Linked DNA regions of Homo sapiens: region 1 is linked to region 2. The links are chromatin loops, found by intact Hi-C in ENCODE. Cell type or tissue: PC-9. All regions are shown on one strand.

Region 1 (4,000 bases), 400 kb before region 2:
AGGGTCTTTTTGTATGAACTTTCCATTTCCTTCAAATTTTCAAATTCTGAGTTTCTAGCACACTTTCTCAATAGAATCTCCTTCCCCCAACATTTCTATGGCTTGGGAAATAGACCTACCTCATGGAGAAAACTGGGATCTGGCAACACTGACCCAACAGTGAACCAGACAGTGAATGAGAATTCTGTGATGAGGGTCTTCGTCCTTCCCCATGTGGGCAGGGGCTGCCCTGGTACCTTCTCGTTGGCCATGGGACTGGCTGAAGGCCCTGCTCCTCCCTAGCTCTTTGCCACGCCCAAACTCCCTCAATCACTGCAGGCTTCTGGGAGCCTGCGGGGACAAAACCGTCTTCATTTCTCCACAAAGGCACCATGTCATTCCTAGCACTTTGATTTCCTAGGGTCTGGGAGAGGGGTAGTTTGTGGGAAGATAAGAGCAGTAAAAACGTCTCTGTGAAGGATGGGACTTCCAAGGGGGTCTGGGAGCAGCATCCACCAAAGGCCAAAGGGAGGTGGGGTGAGCAGTTCTGACGTCAAAGAGCCTCCAGGGTCTTGACACAGAATGAGAGAATGGCTTTTTTTCCTGAGGGAGCAAAGCCCCCCTTGTCCCTAGGGTCTCGTGTAACTTGGGGCACTAGGAGGTCAACCACAGATGAAAGTTCTGTGCTTACATTGAGAATCTTCTCCCTGTTAGGTTTGCCTTAGAATACGTACTTATGTGACACACATATGCTCATAAATGCATGCTCTCTCTGGATAGAATTTAAATGTGACTGGTTTTTACTTCCTTATCTCTTTCTTCTGTACCTCTTCTCTTCAACAACCCCCCTTTTGACCTCCTCTTCCCCTTTTCTTCACCCCAGCAAGTTAGAGAAACCCCAGATTGCATGACTTCTATGAGAAGAGTGAGGGCAGATAATTTCTATTCTCCACTAAATCCATCAAGCTGAAGTCAACTGACCCATAGTCTAGTTGAATAGTTATCTGGGGAGGCATAGGACTCTTCCTAATGGTTTGAAGTATGGGATTCAGGTTCACTGAATGAAAGCCCAAAACAGCCCAGTCCTGAATTATGTCATCCTTACCAGACCTTACAGGTGCTCAGCAAGACCCACCATCCCATCTCCAGGTATCCAGGTAGGACCTCTGAAAATCTATCTTCTGTTGGGGGATCATAAAGGAAATAATCGAATCCATAGCTTTCCAGATTGGGTATTTTCAGAGCAGACAGAGCTTCCCTTTTCTTTCTGTATCAGAAGGTAGGAGTGCTCCTTGCCTCAAGATCTCCACATAATTGCCCTGGTGTGTAATTTCACTTTGCTCACAACATCTATGTCTAAAGTATTCCTTTTCCATTAGCATAAGAGTAGAGCTGTCTGATAATTTTGACCCTAACTTTTTATATAATATGGCAAGAAATCAATCAGTTAACAAATTAGTATTCTGACTAGAATGATGTGCATAGGTGGTAAGGTACTTCATATATTGTGTCCTCCCACAGTCTTTCAGGAAATGTGGGCACATTGCTAATGGTTTAGTCATTTGACTATCCCCACCTCTCTCATGCCCCATAGAACCTTTTGGCATATCAGTGTTGAAAGATAACACCAAACCCGAAAGGAGATGTAAGGAATAAAATCAACTTTTATCATTTTGCCTGGTTAGGAAGGCAGGTTTTTGTTTGCTAACTCGTCCCCCTAAGATTCAATGACGCTCTGACATGCACTTTGATGGGCAGAGGAGTTTCTTTGTAAGTCCTGCCTTCATGAGCTGATAGCTGGAGAGCACAGCAGCGACTTCCATGGGTCCAAGTGCACTTAAATTCCTGTGGCTGCTGCAACACAGTGCCACCAATTAGGTGACTTAAAACAACAAAAGTTTATTCTCCCAGTTTTGGAGGCATGAAGTCTGAAATCAAGGTGTCAGCAGAGCCATGTTCCCTCTGAGACTCCTTCCCTACTTCTTCCTAGCCCTGGAGGTGGCTGTGGAGCCCTGGTGTTCCTTGACTTGCAGCTGCATGGAGTTCCTTGGTTTGCAGATGACACTCGCTGTCATTATCACATGACATTCTTCCTGTGTGTCTCTGTTTCCTTTTTCTTTTTTAAATCATAATTGTATATATCTAAGATGTACAACTGAATACTACAATCAGGCTAAGTAACATATCCATGTCTTCCCATAGGTACCGTGTGTGTGTGTGTGTGTGTGTGTGTGTGTGTGTGTGTGTTAAGAACACAAGATCTACTCTCTTAGCAAATGTCAAGTATATGATACAGCAGGGATCCCCAATCCCTGGACCATGGACCAGTACGGGTCTGTGGCCTGTTAGGACCTGGGCCACATTGCAGAGGCTCCTTCCTTACTTCTTCCTAGCTCTCGTGGTAATGAAGTGGGCGGCGGGTAGGCAAGAGCAAAGCTTCATCTGTATTTACAGCAGCTCCCCATCACTCACATTACCGCCTGAGCTTCACCTCCTGTAAGATCAGTGGTGGCATCAGATTCTCACAGGAGCACAAACCCTATTGTGAACTATACATTTGAGGGATCTAGGTTGCACACTCCTCATGAGAATCTAATGCCTGATGATCTGTCACTGTCTCTTGTCACCTCCAGATGGGACTATCTAGTTGCAGGAAAACAAGCTCAGGGCTCCCACTGATTCTACATTATGGTGAGTTGTATAATTATTTCATTGTATATTACAATGAAATAAGAATAGAAATAAAGTACACAATAAATGTAATGTGCTTGAATTATCCTGAAACCATCCCCCCATCCTGGTCCATGGAAAAGTTGTCTTCCACAGAACCAGTCCCCGGTGTCAAAAACATTGGGGACCACTGCAATACATTATTATTCACTCTAGTCCCCACACTGTACATTAGCTCTCCAGAATTTACACATCCTGCGTAAGTGAAACTTTGTATTCTTTCACCAACCTCTACCCAATTCCCCTATGCCTCCACCCCTGGTAACCACCATTCTACTCTCTGCTTCTATAAATTTAACTCTTTTAGATTCCACATATAAGTCAGATCATGTAGTGTTTTTCTTTCTGTCCATGGCTTATTTTACTTGGCATAATGTCCTCCAGGTTGTCACTAATGGTAGGATTTCCTTCCTTTTTAAGGCTGAATAATTTTCCTATATATATGAATAAAGACATTGTGGCATATATATACCACAATTTATTGTATTTGTCTACCAACAGACATAGGCTGTGTTCATAATTTGGCTATTGTAAATAACAATACAATGAACTTGGGAGGGCAGATATCTCCTTAAAAACTGATTTAATTTCCTTCAGATATATACCCAGAAATGAAATTGCTGGATCATATGGTAGCTCTATTTTTATGGAACCTCCATACTCTTTTCTATAATGGCTATATCAAGCTCCATTCCCACCAACCGTGTATAAGTATCCCCTTTTCTCCACATCCTCACCAACACTTGTTGTCTTTTGTCCTTCTGATGACAGCTATTCTAACAGGTGTGAGGTGATAGCTCATTGTGGTTTTGATTTGCATTTCCATGATGATTAGGGATGTTGAACATCTTTTCTATACCTATTGGCCATCTGTATGTCTTTTTTGGAAAAATATCTATGTCTTTGTAAGTACTTTTTTGCCTATTTTTTAAGCAGGTTATTTATTTCCTGTTGAATTGTATGAGTTTCTTATCTATTTTGGATATGAACTCTGTCAACCCTCCATATCCTTGGGTTCCAGATCTATGGTTTCAACCAACCTTGGAAAAAATATTCAGAAAAACAACATTGTTGCATCTGTAATGAACATGTACAGACTTTTTTCTTGTCATTATTCTCTAAATAATACAGTATAACAACAACTTATATAGCATTTACATTGTATTAGGTATTAAAAGTAATCTAGAGATGATTTAAAGCATACAGGAGGACATGTGTAAGTTAATGTAAATACTATTCCATTTTATATAAGGGACTTGAACATCTGCAAATTTTGGTATCCACAGGGGTC
Region 2 (4,000 bases):
ACTTGGAAAAAAAATCTCTTTTGTTAAAATATTATTTTAATTGCGGCCTGGAGAGAGAGGCATTACCTATCTTCTGAGCTAATTCCACCTTTGTCCCTCTTGGCCCCTCCACCCCCGTGCCTCCAGACGTTTCTATCCCTCCACCCCTACACACACACCACAAACACCCCACATCCTTGGTAGCTAATGCCTTTCGGGTGGGAGCCCTGAAGCCCCTCCCATGTGCATAACCATTGCTTTTTATTGAAGATGATTGCCTGTGGTAGATGGTAAAACATATTTAACTGCAAAATGACTTTTATTTTATCCCAGGAAGGGAAAAAAATACTTTAGGAGTGCGGGGGTGCGGGGTGGGGGTGGGGAAGAGTAGAAAGGAAGGGTTTGGTATTCTGTGCCTGGTGTTCGTTTCTGAATCTAATTCCTTTTCCCCCTCTCCAATTCAGATTTTACCTAGGATGAAAGGTGGACATAGGGCTGGGAGGCAAAAGGGGATGTGAGATTCAGAGCTTTCAACTTCCTCGCCTATGCAGATTCCTGGCACCACCACCACCTCCACCCCCGCCCCGCAATTCCTCCCTCCGCAATCCCCCCACCCCGCCCTCCCCAATCTCTTAAACCAGATCACAAGTGGGTGTGGATTAAGTGCATGAGGGGCCCTGGAAACGCAGAATGCAAAATTCAGGGGGCGGAGACAGAAAAGCCACGCACTGGGAGCCTCGCCTCCGCTTGCCCCGCCCCCGGGTTGCGCCGCCCCCAAATTCTCGGCGCCAGGAGTCTAGGGTTGAAATGATTGACACAGCTACTTGTTCAATCAGAACAGTTCTACCCCCTTAGACTGAGTTTCTTTTTGGAAAGAGTTACCTGATCTTTAGTTAAAAAAAAAAAAAGTTAAATAAACTACATAAAAGTCTGGGTTCTAAGACGTCAAACTGGCTATTGATTCTCTCCAAAAGGGGTTAAAACTTGGCTAAACAATGTTTATTTGGCGTAGTTTAGTTACGGAGACAGTTTAGTTACGGGGGCAATCCCCTTCTCCCTCCCTGTCCCTTTCCGTTACTCACGAGCACCCTAACATGAGTTTTCTGAAGTGCAAATTTCAGTCACTATAGTGCAGGAGAGGAGTGCGTCCGCGCTTGCCAGGAGGCCGGAGAGCTTCCTGTGTTCAGCCTCAGTCCCCGCAAACCCTGCAGGGTTTGAGTGGCGCAGGGGCCAGCCCCTCTAGCTTTGCAAGAGGTAGTCGATCTCCAAACCTGCAAAAAGTCGATCTTTTTGCAGGTTGCAGCCTGCAAAAAGAGGAAAAGGGGAGGATGTGCAGGCTCTGGGAACCCCAGAGACCGGCTTGTGAGATTATTTTTATTAAGATCCACTTTTCAAAGGCGGTCCTGCCCGCCTTCATCTTGGGGGATGTGGATTTGGAAAAGCCTAGCGGAGAAGGAAAACATTAATTGATTTCCCGGCTTGGGAGCCACCGCCCTGGGTAACAATCCAGTCACACCGAAAGAACGTAAGGTGTCACTCAGCCGCATCCTGGCTCCACTTATTATTTACCAAGCGTGTAGTGTGATGTGGCTAGTGTGAAGGGTGTACACGCAGAGCGCACGCGCGCGCAATTGCTAGGCGAGCACGGAGGGCGCATCACACACACACACACACACACACACACACACACACACACACGACACTTCAGTCCCAAGCAAGATCCCCTGTAGAATTCCCTGCCGCCCCTTGCTCAACCCCCACCTTCTGAGTGCCTTTGGGCCAACCCGAAGCCGCCTCTTCTACCCGCCCCCTCCCCAGCACTCCTCTCCGACTCCACCCCGCCGAAGGCAGGTGCCCGGCCGGCTGCTGTTGCGGGTTGGCGGCGCTCCACCGCTGCTGGTGCCGACATCTTCTTCCCGAACAGATGGGATGGGAGTGGGCGCTCCTGGAAAGGGCGTTTTAGCCGGACAACCACTGGGCGGGTCCCCAAAAAGTTGGAGATGGTGTAGAGACCGTTCTTAAGGAGAGAGAAATGGACAGAGAGAGGGAGAGTGCCCTTTTGGTCCTTTAGCCAAAATTCCTGCTTCCCAACACACCTCCTACCTCCCTCCTCTCCCCCACCCCCGCCAAAATCTGAGCTTGCAGATATGGATTTGCCCCCTCCCTCCCGCAGTTGCAGCATACACACACACACACACACACACACACACACACACACACACACGACATATTATATCTATATAATTATATATTGTATATATGGTATATACTATATTATATATATTTATATGTAACCAAACATGTAGAACCCAAAAAAGGTGCATTTCTGGAATCAGAAATGGGGAGCAGAAGAGAGTGAGGTGGCAGGCAGCCAAAGCCTCTGGGAGGGAAAGGAGAGGGCGGAGGAGAGGGTGTTTTGCTAGGCTGTTGCTGAGCAACTGGAGAGGGAGTGGGCCCGAGAGCAGGGTGCTGAGAGCGAGCCTGGCTCTGCATTTCATTCTGGCCAGTTCAGGAGCAGAGATAGATACGGAAAAAAGAATGTGTGTGAGGCTGGAGGGAGATGAAAGACGGGAGTTATTTGATGGGCAAAGCTCAGTAAATAGCGGTGAGTGGAGGGAGTCAAGGAAGTACTGGGTTTGCTTTCGGGCATTTTTGGTGGGGAATGAGGTTTGATGGGCTGGTCCCCAGCATAGATACCGGGGTTCGGGTAGGTCTCCTCTGTGCTGGTGAGACATTCAGTTTAAGATGTAGGGAGCCGTGGGTTCTGGCTTTCGGTTCTGTCATTAAGAAATGAGACACCGTGGGACAAAAAATAGGCTTCTGGAAAAGAAAGCAAAAGCATTACCTAAATAAAAGTGAATTCAGCCTTTGCTTCTTTGAGGGGTTTGGCCTCCATCACCCTGGCTTCAACTCCAAGCCTGGTCTAAAATGCCATGTTGAAGTCGAGTTCCAGAGTTAGGTTTATTGGCCAAATTTATGTCTGGGTTGAGCAAGATCATGGAAAACTGAAGGAGCCAAATTCCTTTCCCACCCGCACCCCCTCCCTCTGAAACAAGTCTTTGAGAGGATGGCGTGCCCTGAGCCAACCAAAACGGGAGTTGGGAAAACGAGATGGGGCTTTAACTGGACTTTTCTCGCCACCTCCGCCCACCGCCCCCGCCCCCGCCCACCCCGCCCCCCCTCCCCCACCTTTCTGCTGTGTCAGCTCAGACTGGAAGAACAAGCAGAGTTAGCCCTAGTGAGAGCTCATATTCTTTCCATTTCTCTTTTTCCCCTTTCTCACCCCTCCCTCCTACTCTTCCCTCCGACCTTCTCCATCCACCCCCCGACCCCCCACCCCAACTCTAAGGCATCCCCTGAGGGCTTGAGTTTTAAGTCAGAGCAGCTGTGAGTTAGTCCCGGGGCTTGGGCTGGATTTGAGCAGGCAGGTGGGCCTGCAGCTGCAGAGGGTGGACCAGCCTGACCCTAGGAGCCAGAGGTCATCGTGAGGGTTACAGCAAAGGGCATGGGAGCAGGAATTCCCTGCAGAAGCCCTGGCCCCCTTAATGGAGCGAAGAAGCCAGCGGGAAGGGAAGGTAATACTTGTCTAAAGTTTCTACTTTGTACCTGAGCAATGCCTATGAAACTTTTAAGATATTTAGTGTGTGGAAAATAAAACTCTGGAGAAGAGATCACCACACTCCAGACCCACTACATCCAGAAACTGGAAGAAGATCATAAAGAGCAGGTACCAACCAGGGGCCAGAGCAGAAGGGAAGAGGGTGGGAGAATGGCTGCGTTGAGTCAAGCAGGCGATTTGGAGGGGTTTGTTTAGTTTTACATTTGCTTTTTCTCTACAGTTGGTCCAAAAGCTGCAATTCCCAGAGACTATCCTTAAATTGCAATCAGGACATGTTATTCAAAACAGTAAGACTGATTACACATTGATTACATACTTGCAAAAATAAATAATAAAATAAACAAGGATGGCAGTGTAGGCTTCTACTCCCCTCCCCCAATACCAGTGAAATCCCCCCCTTTT

Evidence for each region. Peaks named below come from ENCODE experiments on the same cell type or tissue, not always from the same donor. Only the 100,000 strongest peaks of a DNase experiment are listed, where the experiment ranks them.
Region 1: a loop joins it to region 2, with 17 times the contacts of the local background. A loop is called at or near these places in 7 of 110 quality-filtered maps.

The regions. Positions count from the first base shown.
Region 1 is chr2:217,093,501-217,097,500 of GRCh38, reverse strand. No RefSeq gene overlaps it. Among named protein-coding and RNA genes, the nearest start is that of DIRC3-AS1, 190 kb to the left of the region's middle. In PC-9, no CTCF peak of the experiment used is centred here; a DNase peak (open chromatin) is centred at 1,560.
Region 2 is chr2:216,690,040-216,694,039 of GRCh38, reverse strand. All of the region lies in intron 1 of IGFBP5 (insulin like growth factor binding protein 5), which reads left to right. It overlaps LOC124900515 (a long non-coding RNA gene), which reads left to right and starts at 2,476. Exons shown (of 2, transcript XR_007088080.1): 1 at 2,476-2,584; 2 at 3,613-4,000. In PC-9, no CTCF peak of the experiment used is centred here; a DNase peak (open chromatin) is centred at 1,549; H3K4me3 peaks cover 1,819 bases.